Linked DNA regions of Homo sapiens: region 2 is linked to region 1. The links are chromatin contacts, found by POLR2A ChIA-PET in ENCODE. All regions are on one chromosome and are shown on one strand. The core of a region is the stretch at or near the end of the contact, and the rest is flanking DNA. Distances in the headings are between cores, read along the strand shown. Region 1 holds the start of VTI1B (vesicle transport through interaction with t-SNAREs 1B). Region 2 holds the start of GARIN2 (golgi associated RAB2 interactor family member 2).

Evidence for each region. ChIA-PET counts read pairs that join two places held with the same protein, here RNA polymerase II (POLR2A).
Region 2: POLR2A ChIA-PET joins it to region 1 with 10 read pairs in PC-3. The contact joins the promoter of GARIN2 here to the promoter of VTI1B in region 1. POLR2A ChIA-PET finds 5 or more read pairs at or near these places in 2 of 52 experiments (PC-3 and activated naive CD4-positive, alpha-beta T cell).

What each region holds. Positions count from the first base shown.
Region 1 is chr14:67,672,820-67,679,296 of GRCh38, forward strand. It overlaps VTI1B (vesicle transport through interaction with t-SNAREs 1B), which reads right to left and starts at 1,813. Exons shown (of 6, transcript NM_006370.3): 1 at 1,556-1,813. The coding sequence starts at 1,670. It overlaps RDH11 (retinol dehydrogenase 11), which reads right to left. Exons shown (of 7, transcript NM_016026.4): 7 at 3,981-5,604. The coding sequence ends at 5,502. It also overlaps a transcript of GPHN not described here. RefSeq lists silencers at 1,488-1,597, 1,698-2,137.
Region 2 is chr14:67,185,293-67,191,624 of GRCh38, forward strand. It overlaps GARIN2 (golgi associated RAB2 interactor family member 2), which reads left to right and starts at 4,148. Exons shown (of 8, transcript NM_001395907.1): 1 at 4,148-4,277. LOC105370538 (a long non-coding RNA gene) reads right to left here and starts at 4,072. Exons shown (of 5, transcript XR_007064215.1): 1 at 3,941-4,072. It also overlaps a transcript of GPHN not described here. RefSeq lists an enhancer at 1,940-2,234.

The DNA.
Region 1 (6,477 bases), core at 563-3,062:
TTTAGAAAAAGGCACAAGTCTTTCACCATGGTCCACAAGGCCCTACATGATCTGGCCCTGCTTATCGCTCTCCTTTGCTCACTCCATCCCAAACACATGGAACTTCCTGCTCTTCGCTGAACACACCAAGCTCATTTCTGCTTAAAGGCATTTGCAGTGCTATTCCCTCCTTCTGACACTCACTTCTCCCTGATTTCTGGTTTACTCCCTCACTTCATTTAAGTCTCTGTTCAAACGCCATCTCCTCAGAGAGGACTTTCACAACCGCCCTATTTAAAACTGAAGTCCCAAAGAAGGCGGATCACTTGAGGTCAGGAGTTAGAGATCAGCCTGGCCAACATGGCAAAACCCTGTCTCTACTAAAAATACAAAAATAATTAGCTAGGGGTGGTGGCGCAACTGTAATCCCTATTACTCCAGAGGCTGAGGCAGGAGAATTGCTTCAATCTGGGAAGTGGAGGTTGCAGTGAGCCGAGATCGTGCCACTGCACTCCAGCCTGGGTGACAGAGTGAGACCCTGTCTCAAAAAAAAAAATGATAAATAATAAAATAAAACTGAAGTCCCATCCCCTATTCTTTTACTCTGATTTACTTTCCTGTATTCTTTAACACTGCCTCTTAATAGTTATATATTGTTTATCACCTACCCACTAGAATGGGGATGTTCGTATCTTTTTCACTGTAATTTGCAATATTCACCAGCACCTAGAACGGTGCCTCACAATTCACCAGCACCTAGCACACAGCAGCCTCACAATAAATATATATTAAATACATGAATTTCATTCTCACCAGTCATTCAATTCCTATGACCTTGAGTAATTCGTTGAGCAAACACCCAAGCTCTGACTCTTAAATAAAAGCAATAAAACAAAGTTTTGTCCTTGCCATCAAATTCTATATATCCGGAGGCCAAGAACTATAGCAGCTTTTCCTATGGATTTAGGGCCGGAAAACTCTAGCTCCTCCAGACAGAACTTGTAGCAACCTGAATCATGAAATTAAGGGGTAGTAAACAGTCTCAGCTGTAAAAACGTTCAAAACAAGACCACATCTAAATGCCACAATCAGGTTTTAAAGGCCAGCTCTCTACCCTCCAATAACTGGTATTTACCAACACCCCCAAATTATGACTCCTTTGGGTTTTTAACCCTTTTTCTGTGCTACGGATCCTCTGTCAGTCTGGTGAAAACTAGACCTGTCTTGAGACTAGTGCTTTTAAATGCATAAAACAAACAAAAACAGCTATGAAAGAAACCCACTCTACATTACAGGACCGCAGATGCAAAAGCCCCTCTGCTCTATTTGCCACAGTGAAAAAAGATGAGAAAATGTGGAAGGCCATAGAAGGATCCCAGGGAACTGAATCCCGAGGTCCAATTTACTCTCAGTGGCAGCAGGGAGACCTGGGGCTGGGACAAGCCAGCCCTAGGGGGCGTGTCTGAGGACGCGGAGGGAGGAGACGCGGGCCCGGGTCTGGGAGGAAGGTGGGAGAATCTTCCTTCCAAAGCGCGCAGGGCTGCGCTCCCCACGGCGTGGCCCACCCCCGCCTCACCGGTCCCCGCCGTCCCCAGCAGCCGCTCGGGCACCCCTTGTAGGTCTTCATGGAGGCCGCGGAAGATCTCGTGCAGCTTCTCGAAATGCTCCGAGGAGGCGGCGGAGGAGGCCATGGCGCAGGCCGCGCTGGAGCAGCGGCCACCGAGATTCGGGGCCCTGGGCCCTTTCCTAGCCCGGCGGTCAGCCGCCCAGCCCAGTGGCCATAACGGCGACCGCCGCACCACCGCCGCCCAGGACGAGGCTCTTCCGGAGCCGCGGCAGGGTCCTCTCGAGCCGGAACGCCCACCTTCTCCAGCCAGTGATTGCTGGAGCGCCGGCGCGAAAGCCTGACGAGAAGTCGGGAGACTGCGCGGCCTAGGCGACTCCTGAGGGAGCGGTGCCGCGCCGGGGCGATCGGCAGTCGCGGAACCCGAGAAGTGCCGGGTCCGGGTTGGGGAAAGGCCGCAGCGAAAGGGGCCTAGGGGACCTGCGGGACTGGCAGCGCGGCCGCCTTCCTCCCGGGCCCCGCCGGCCGGCGAGGGGCGGGCGCTGCAGTGCACGCCGGGGGATGTAGTTTGGCTCGGACGAGAGCGTCTCGTCCCGGGGTCGCGCGTTGCTCCGGGTGCCAGGTTCAGCCCGCGCGGCGACAGCGGGCTTCGGCCCGATTTGATGTATGTTTGCGTCTAGACGTCGTCCTCACTGTCATCGCGCTTTGCTTTGCCACCCTGACCCGAATTCCTCGTTTCGCGTCTTGACTGTTAGCTTTCGGCCCTGGAAAGATAGCCGGGCCAGGGGCTCTGCCTGCCGTCGGGAGGTGGAGCACTTTTCTTGGAAGGCCCAGCGGCTCCCCAAGCTTTCAGAAGTGGAACCCGGCCGGGCGAGTGGCTCGCGCCTGTAATCCCAGTACTTTGGGAGGCCGAGGTGGGAGGATTGCTTGAACCCAGTAGTTCGAGACCAGCCTGGGCACAATAGCGAGAGCTCTACCAGAAACCCAAAATAAGAACCGGGCATGGTGGCGCGCACTTTTGGCCCCAGCTACCCCCGGAGGCTGAGGTCCCACCACTGCACTCCAGCTTTGGGAGACCTTGCTCCCAAGTGGAGCGAGATCTTGTCTCCAAAAAAACAAAAAACCCAAAAACCAAAAATTCAAAAGTGGAACCCAGTTAGGATGACCTCGAAATACTCTAGCTGCTAGGCCCGAGTAATTCTCCTCGTGGAGACTAATTCTCCTCCTAGGCTGCCTCGTGCACTTGTTGACAACAGGTGTTTGTCAAGCGTAGGCATTGCGAGGGATCTGGGCATGTTGGTGAATAAAACATTTAATCTCTGCTCCAGGGGAATTTATAATCTGGTGTGGAAGGTGGGCCTGGCTTCATTAGGTCTCATCTGCCACTAAGTGTCACGTGTTAAAAATTACAAGGTCCCTTCTTGCACTCCATGGGTATAAATTCCTGTCTTCACGTCGGGCATGGTGGCTCACGCGTCATCCCAGCACTTTGGGAGGCCGAGGCGGGCGGATCACTTCAGGTCAAGAGTTCAAGACCAGCCTGGCCAACATGGTGAAACCCCCGTCTCTGCTAAAAACACAAAAATTAGCCAAGCGTGGTGGTGGGCGCCTGTAACCCCAGCTACTCGGGAGGCTGAGGCAGGAGAATCGCCTGAACCCGGGAGGCAGTGGTTGCAGTGAGCTGAGATCGTGCCACCACACTCCAGCCTGGGTGACAGAGAAGACCCTATCTCAAAAAATTAAAATAAATTATTATTTTCACCGATTTCACGGTTTGCTCAAGGTGTCTGTTCTCAAATGTTTGCTTGGGAGTTCAATTTTAAACTGCCTACAAATATTAAAAGATGTATGACTGCTCAGGAGAAAATGCTTTGCTAATTTGTATCTCCTGGGCCCTCATTTTTATTAGATCAAGTTCATTGGCTGTTGATTCAACACACTTTGGTTAAGCTCTTAATATGCACTGAGCATAGACATGACCAAGTCTGAGGATAGTCAGTATACTGTGTAAGTCCCACAGCACAATGCTGGGACTTGTCACAGTACAGAAATAAGGGGCAGGTGCAAAAAAAGGATCAATAGCCTGGGGCCGGGTGCTGCGGCTCACACCTGTACCCCAGCACTTTGGGAGGCCAAGGTGGGAGGATCGCTTGAGCCCAGAGTTTGAGGCCAGCCTGGGCAACAAAGCAAGACGCTGTCTCTAATTAAAAAGAAAGGAAAAAAAAATGGCCCGGGATGATCAAGAAATGTGGAAAAAGTGTCTGTGAAGAGTGTCAAAAAAGGTTAAGTAGGAAATGGTGAATGAACAATTAGATTATCACACAACCTAAATTAATAGCATGTGGATTGAGATTACACTGTAGCTAGACTCTGGAACAAATTATTCTTTAGAATGAGAAATCATTGCACAACCATAATAATGAACAGTGTTTTCTTCTTTTGACTGTAATCAAACTTTTAATTCTTAGTTTTTATTCTGGTAAATGAAAACAAAAAATAATCAAAAAGAATTTTTATTTGTCATTGACAGTTCAATATAAATTAAGTAAAACATTAATTCATTTATTCTGCACTATTATCAGAATTTTTCTAATTTTTCCGTAAAATGACCATTTCTAAACATATAGCTTAATGGTCAAAACAAGTGCAATAAAAGATTAATTTACAAGTATCAGAAGTGAAGACTGTGGTCCTATAACTCTTTCCCCCACCAAAGTTAAAATATAATTGTCATTCCAGGAAATCAAAATCTTTTAGAATAGCACACTCCAAACAAGTGATGGGAACACTACTAATTCCTTAGACTTCCTTTGGCAGCATTACTTTTGATAAGAAGTCTCCAAATAAAATACAAAATTTTGGCACAGACATTTTAATCTTGTCAAGACAATGTAAGGAAATGCCCCAAAATATTATTAAATTGACCATAATTACCAATATCAGTCCCTAAGATAATTTTTCTGAATGAAGAATTGTTTTTTTTGTTTGTTTGTTTTTAGGATTTTTTTTTTTTTTTTTTTTTTTTTTTTTGCCACACTGGTTTTTGTTAAGACCTCATCAGTCCTGGGTGCTTGCCCTCAATTCCTCCATAGCTATGTTAGCATATTTAATATCTTTTGCTATTAATCCTTAACTAGTTAATCCTTAAAGGGCTAGTTAATCCTTAACTAGTCCCTTCATTTTGTGCATTATCTTCCAGTATTCTCCTTCTCTTTTTTTACTTCTTCCCTGCTACCCATGTGCTCTTGGTGGGTAGTTACCAACATATACAGAATCTGCTTCCCTTTGCAGCATTTCATTTGCATAAAGACTGGATGGCACTGGTTTGCTCCATCTCTGATTATTGTGGCTGTTTTGAACTTTGTGAAAATACTCCCTTGGCACACATAAACAGGAAGACACACAAAGATATACACAATTTTTAGTAGAGGTGGGGTTTCACCATGTTGGCCAGGCTGGTCTTGAACTACTGACCTCCGGTGATCCACCATGCCTGGGCAAGCCCTGCTCCTGAGCCAGTCTTTGTTATTCATGTTAAGCTGAGGTTGCAGTGTGGCCCTCTTGAAGTGAAGACTGGTTGGTTGGGAGGAACTGAATTGTGAACAAAGAAGCTAGTTCAAATTTGCATAAATCATCCCTGCTATAGCTTAGATTCTCCTAGGTAGTAGTTTCTTTCAGAAGGAAAATGAGCTGTGCAGGTCATATGAGGGTCTTCTTATCCTATTATGATATCTCTAGTAACTCTGGCAGTAACAGAAGCAAAGTAAATCTGGACATGACAGACATTTAGACGAATCTGGCAGTACACTGAGTTTTAACTGGACACCAAGCAGGCAAGGCTGGAAGGTTTTGCTCTCTTTGTGCTAAAGGTTTTGAAAACCTTGAAGGAGAATCATTTTGACAAGAAGTACTGTGTAGTCTGCTGCAGTCTTCTCTTGGGTCCAACTGGCACTGCCTGTTAGTCTATTGGGAGGCCCAGCAGGTCACAACTGACGTCCCACAGCCGCCTTGCTATAGTCTCATTACGAGCTTGGGCAGAGACCCATGCCACATGACAGTCACTGGAAGGTAAAGAGAAAGGTATGAAGCACAGTGTTAAGAATGAAGTCTGCCATCTGCCAGGGATAAGGAATATGACATAAAAACAACTAGGGATCACATGTTCTCCATGTACTTCACAGGGCCAGTGTTTGTCCTTATCTCTTCATTCTCCAGTCCTTAGCCAGAGAAAATGTAATTACCATTTTAGATCTCCTCGCTAGACCACCTCTCATCAGAATGCTTTGTTTGATATATAATGCATACATTTGGTCTTTATATTCCCCTATTTATATAATTTAATATTAGTGCCTGCCTGACACCCATGTATATCCATCTTCTTCAAGTAAGTCCATAAGGCCCATTCTACAGAGCCTTGGACAATGTCATATAGCTGAGATCCTGCTATTCACATTGGTCAGAGATGCCTGGAGTAGTAAAAAAAAAAAAGAAATGCTTATTTCTGGACTCCTTGAAGTTATACTGTTAGTAAACTCATATGAGAAGTAAAGCCAGCTTCGAAAACAACAAAAGGAAAAGGCGACACAGAAAAGAAATGGTAAAACCAAGGTACGAGGTGTCTTGGTCCATTTTGTGGTACTGTAACAGAATACGACAAACTGGGTAACTATAATGAGCATACAGAAACTGGCTTATGATTATGGAAGCTGAGAAGTCCAAGATCAAGGGGCTGGCATCTGATGAAGGCCTTCTTGCTGTGTAATAACAAGATGGAAGGCATGACATGGGCAAGAGAGGGAAGGGGACACAAGTCATCCTTTAATAAGGAACCACTCCCAAGATAATGAACCCGTTCCAGAGATAATGGCATTAAACCATTCATGAGGGCTGCCCTTGTGACCTAATTTACCTCTTAAAGGCCCTGCCTCTCTATA
Region 2 (6,332 bases), core at 2,898-5,397, 490 kb before region 1:
TTAAGGACCCTGGTGGCCCAATGTGGCTGGGAAAGAAAAGGGGCATTTTTCCTTCTGAGTTAGAAAAGGGAGAAGATGTGAACACACTTTAAGTGAAAACAAGGAAAATGTCCTTTAAATGTTAAAGTTCAACAAAATATTTCTACTTGGCACGGTGGACATCAATTTCATCTAATCTATTTGCATTTATTTGACAAATTATATAAGAAGCATGTTACAAGTCTTTTTTGTCAGTAGTTGATACTTACATAAAAGGCTATAGAAGATGTTTTCAAGTTTTCATTTATAGCTGTGTAAAAAAGTTAAGCAGTTCCTTTTAACCAGATTTTTTGGTTCTATGTTTGGTTGTTTCAAATCATATCAGAATGAAAAAAATAACATAAGCAGGTGATGTTTATCAAGTAAATGTTTGGTGATGTTGCATGTTACAGCAGGTGGATTCTTTTGGATGGCTTTCATATTTAAAATTATTTGCTAATCAACAAAATTTTGTAGATCTAACCTGTTAGCAATTCTTGATCTTCATGAAACCCTAACAATGTAAGTAATTATCATTCCCAATTATAGAAAGTGGGGTAAGGGGTTATGTAAGTACAGAATTCAAAGTAAATAAACTGTATGTCTTGTATTCCAATGATGATGGGTCTACATTAAATAATGCATTGCATTCTGACATGTTTATAAGAAGCATTATGCTTGACTCTCTGTGTTATGTTGTTACAGAATTCATCAATAACTTGGCCTAGAACCAAAAAGTTAAAGACTTGCTCAATCCTGTCCATTTCGTATGGCCAGCTACCAGTATTTCTCCTGCAGTCTTTTGAAATAATTCATTTTATTTAACAAGCATTTCTTAAACTCCTACAGTATGCCAGGCTCCATGTTAGGCACCGAGAATACAATGATGAATGAGAGTCTCAGATATCTAAGTGAAGGAGAGAGATTATGAGAAAGGAAAACAATTTAAATGCAGGTTAGGAAAAGTATATGAAGAACATGCAGTGACGTGTTAGACAGTGACTGGGTGGAGGCCTAAATCAGATTCAGTGGTTGTGTCAGGATCCAGCCATTTAAAAAGAGGCAGAAATCACACTAAGTATTTCAACAGAGAGACTTCAATGCAGGAATATGTTAAATAGGTGTTGGAGGCCTAGAAAAAAAGCACAGAGGAAACACAGATATCAGAGACAACTAGAGGAAGCAACTACCACAACTAGGGCTGGGGAGTTGGGAGGGATAGGTTAGGGGAATCACAGCTTAGAAGCTCAGAGGTCAGACCCGATGGAGCCAGGACTCAGCCCTCTGACGAGAGGGCGCTGCCCAGTTGCTGATTCTGAGAATGTCAAAAACAAAAAACAACCAAAATGCAGGCTAGAACCAGTTGCTGTTGCCCAGGTGACACTGACAGAAACAGCAGGTCAACTAGAGGGAACACAAGTCTCTTCTTCCCTCCTATTTTCCAACCTCATCTGGTCTAATGCAACCTATTATTGAACCTAACAGCCAGCTGGAGAGAGAAATGTAGTTTGCAGAGCTCCAGCAATTCAATGCAGAGTATGCCGTGGTGCATTTGCAGCCGAGAGACAATCAATGACCAAGTGATTGAGAAACAGCTCTCTAAACAGGTGCGTCTGAGCTGGGTTCTGAAAAACGAAAATAAGCCCACATGTGAAGAGCTAGGAGATGAGCATTTCAGACAGGAAACGGCTTAAAGAATGCAACGTCAGGAAGGAGGCAGAAATATGATGAGGGAGTGGTGTAAGTGGTCTGAAATATAGTTGGAAAGAACTGAAGCCAGGATGGAGCCAGATCGTGCTCACAAATATACAGGCTCTTGAGGTTAATGCTAAGTATATACACACACCTTATGATACATGACACATATTCTAAAAGCATTAGGAAGGTACTGAAAATTTAAAAAATAAAAAAATCATTTACTAAACAGTTGAATACAAGGCACCATGCTAACCAAGGGTTCCTGCAAACAAGCACCTCATTCTTTCTGCCTCCTACACTTGTTCCTCTGCCTGTAGTTTATTTCCTAGTTAATGGCACCATCATTCACCCAGCTTCCCAAACCTCTGAGTCACCTTTTCCCTCCCTAAGCCCAGTGAGTCACCAAATTTTGTGGACTCTACTGATAGTTCCCAAGTTAACTCCCTCCTTTCCATTGACACTGCCACTGCCACTACCATGGCTTCTGCATCTCCAGAATTGCCCTTCCCAAATCTATCCTTCACTCTGCTCTCAGAATGATCAATTCAGAACATAAATCTCTCCATGTAACACTCTTTATTAGAGCTACTGGAGCAGATGAAGTCCCAGCACCTAGTTATGGCTTTCAAAGCCCTCCATCATCTAGGCTCTTCTTCCGTGAACTTCATTTTCTTTCAACCCTTCAACTTTATGTAACACCAGACCATTTGTAGTTACCCCTCAAACCCTGTCATTTTATGCCTCTGTGCCTTTGCTCAGACTGACTAATCTTTCAGGATTTAGCTTGGATATTAGCTCCTCCATGAAACCGTCCCTAAATCCTCCAATTGGACTAAGTACCCTTCATCTGTGCTCCTAGAATCCCCTGTCACCCCTCTATCTTATCACTACATAACACTGAAATAATCTGTTTACATGACCCCTTCTCCACTTGATGGTAAACTTCTTGAGTGCAGAGACTGTTCACCTTTGTGGTCCAGCATGGCATGGTGCCCAGGAAATAGTAAGTACTCATTACTGAGCTGACCAAAAGAATGTACCTTGCATTGCACTCACCAGGGACTGAATGTGGCAGGAAAGCTTCATATCCCAAGCTTAGGACATGCAGCTGAGAAGATCCCATGCAGGCGTGAATAGGCAGGCCCATCTCATGAGGGACAAAGAGGGCTAATTGCTCACGGACCTCACTTTGACAAAGTGCCACAAATTCAGACTTACAATCTCCAAATGAAGTTATACATACAGTTTTATATTTTGTGCATCTTTAAAAGCATTTTAAAGACGCTTTTGAAGGTAAATATTTTAAATATACCATTATTTTTATTTCCTTCTTTTGGTATTTCTTCTCTTTTTAATGTATCAGTAGCCTCAAAAAATGGACGTGAGATAATACCAAAGTTTAATCAAGGTACCGCAGAATTAAATTGATATCATCAACAGTTAAGAGATGAGATCAGATCTATGCAAAAATATTTTCTGGCCCTTGGGCAGGAAGAACAGGAACATGGCAAGTTGTGATCATGCAATAAGTATGCTCAATGAAGAAATCTTACTCAGTGGGACTATAGGTATGACCAGAGGAAGAATTTGTCCATCCAAAAGATGGCACTCAACATAGAATAGGCGAAACAGAGCATCTGAGACAATAACAGGGGAACCACTCGGACAAGTGCAGAAAGAGACTCAGCCAATCAAGTGCATTGAACCACCACCAGAGCCTAATATCATTAAATATTCATGCTATACAGCCCTCGGCTCAGTTTCTTTTCCTTCCTTCCTTCCTTCCTTCCTTCCTTCTTCCTTTCTTTTTCTTTTTCTTTCTTTCTTTCTTTTCTTTCTTTTTCTTTCTTTTTCTTTCTTTCAATAGAAATGGGGTATCACTGTGTTGCCCAGGTTGGTCTCAAACTCTTGGGCTCAAACAATCCTCCTGCCTTGCTCTTCCAAAGTGCTGGGATTGCAGGCATGAGCCACTGCGCCCGGCCTCAGCTCTGTTTCTAAGCAGTTTCCCTCTAAAAATGCTATATTCTTTTAACGCTTTTCTTCACAGAGGCTCAAAGTGCCTTAAATATGTTTAAGTCTCTGAAACTTGGGATATAGGGAAAGTGAATAATAAATTATCAATTGTATGATCAATGATGTAAAGTCTGATATTTTTCCCGTGGTTATACTATTGCTAAATTGACTTTTCTCTCCAAGAAATCCTCTGAAAACTTCACACCACCACCTGAATGCCCACTCCTGAGCGGTCCGGTCAGGGCTCCATGGGAATGCTGACCACACTTCCTCTCAGGGGCAGACCTGCACGGCTGCTCCTCCCCAGTGCCGTTCTTCTCTTACTGCAGAGACTATGTCAGCACGTTATGATTATGATGCAGCAGCAACAGAACAATGCCCAGAGCAGCCTGGCCTGTGCTTCTTTTACTAAGTGGTTAGTTGCCTGCTGAGTAGACATAAACACCTGCTAAAGAAATGTGAAAAGAGTGGAAACGTGCTATTTGGAGGTTATTTTCCTAGTCGACATCCAGGAGATCTCCAGAGATCTATTTCAGCCCCACCTGTTGGTAAGTGACTGTCTCATTACTGCAACTTGGGTTTGAAACTGAAGGAGAAGGAAATGAATAGTTCAATTAATTCTGGTAATTCGAGGGCAGAATGTCTATTTTTTTCCATCTTCCTCTTCTCCTTCTAGTTTCATTTCTTCTACCTCAACCAGAACAAGCTGAAAAGCCGAGAGACTTAACACCTGGTGACTGCTTTTCTTTTTCTTAGAAATAATTTCATTGAGAGTTTGAGTTTGAAATGAAAGCATGTTTTCTGGATTTTTTTTAATTTTTTTTTTTTTTTTTTTTTGAGACAGAGTCTCGCTTTGTCACCCAGGCTGGAGTGCAATGGCACGATCTTGGCTCACCACAACCTCTGCCTCCTGGGTTCAAGTGATTCTCCTGCCTCAGCCTCCCGAGTAGCTGGGATTACAAGTGTGTGCCATCACGCCCAGCTAATTTTGTATTTTTTTTTTAAGTAGAGACAGGGTTATAGGCATCGCCCATCATGCCCAGCTAATTTTTTTTTTTTTTTTTTTTGTATTTTTGTAGAGACAGGGTTTCACATGTTGGCCAGGCTGGTCTTTAACTCCTGACCTCAGGTGATCTACCTGCCTCAGCCTCCCAAAATGCTGGGATTACAGGCGTGAGCCACTGTGCCCAGCCTTTTGTTCTTTTCTTTTTTTTTTTTTTGAGACACAGTTTCACTCTGTTGCCCAGGCTGGAGTGCAGTGGCACGATCTCGACCCACTGCAACCTCCACCTCCCAGGTTCAAGCCATTCTCGTGCCTCAGCCTCCCAAGTAGCTGGGACTACAGGTACACACCACCATGCCTGGCTAATTTTTGTAATATTAGTAGAGACAGGGTTTCGCCATTTGGCCAGGCTGGTCTCGAACTCCTGACCTCAAGAGATCCACCTGCCTTGGCCTCCCAAAGTTCTGGGATTACAGGCGTGAGCCGTTGTGCCCGGCCTGTTTTGAAATTTTGATTTTTCAGACTGTTATCCCAATTTTTTCTTCCATAAGAAAAAATTCTCAAAGACTGAGAATTGAGTAAATTTTGGGGGAAACAGCCCTTTTTAATTACTCAAATATTTCAAAGATTCAGAACACAAGGCTTTCTCTTCAAAGCTGAAAGGTTGGGCATGGGGATATCATTTTCAAGAGATAGAAGCCACAACAGTTAGACTCCTGCAAAGGTGCAACCAGAACTGCAACCTAGAATTGTGCTGGACCTAGCCTAAAAATATGTTTATTAGTATAGTAAGAATCTTGGGAAAAATCACCCAGGTAAATGCCACACTTCAAAGTGCTGGGAATAATTAACCTCAAAGCTCCAAGGAGCACAGAGAACAGCTTTAATGAGTGACAGGTAAATGCTGTCATTTAAGAGCTATCATGTAGCCAGGTGCAGTGGCTCATGCCTGTAATCCCAGCACTTTGGGAGGCTGAGGCAGGTGGATCACCTGAGGTCAGGAGTTCAAGACCAGCCTGGCCAACATGGCAAAACTTTGTCTCTACTAAAAATACAAAAATTTGCCAGGCATGGTGGCGGGCGCCTCTAATCCCAGCTACTCAGGAGGCTGAAGCATGAGAATCACTTGAACCCAGGAGGTAGAGGTTGCAGTGAGCCAAGATCACACCACTGCACTCCAGCCTGGGTGATGGAGCGAGACTCCGTCTCAAAAAAAAACAGCCATCATGTAATTACAGACAAATAACACAGTAAAAAGACCCAGAATCCAGGTAGTTGGTTTCACTATAGAAATCTTTCAACTTTGCCAGAGGTTTGAAACTTTTTATAATAAAATATTGGAGGGAAAAGACCACATGGTAATGGTCAACAGGAAACATTTGTAGAGGACATTTTAGGGGCATGTACAGACATCCCTCTGAATTAGGCAGTCAGAAAAGCCAACCAAGACAGTGCAACACTGGCTTTTCAGATTCCCACTCTCTCCCCTTCCCAATGGCCATGAACACTCAAGCTGTCACATTTCCAAAAATTTCCAGATGACTGCATTTATCCCCAGGAAAATAAAGGCACCCCACCCCTACCACAGGGTGAACAATCC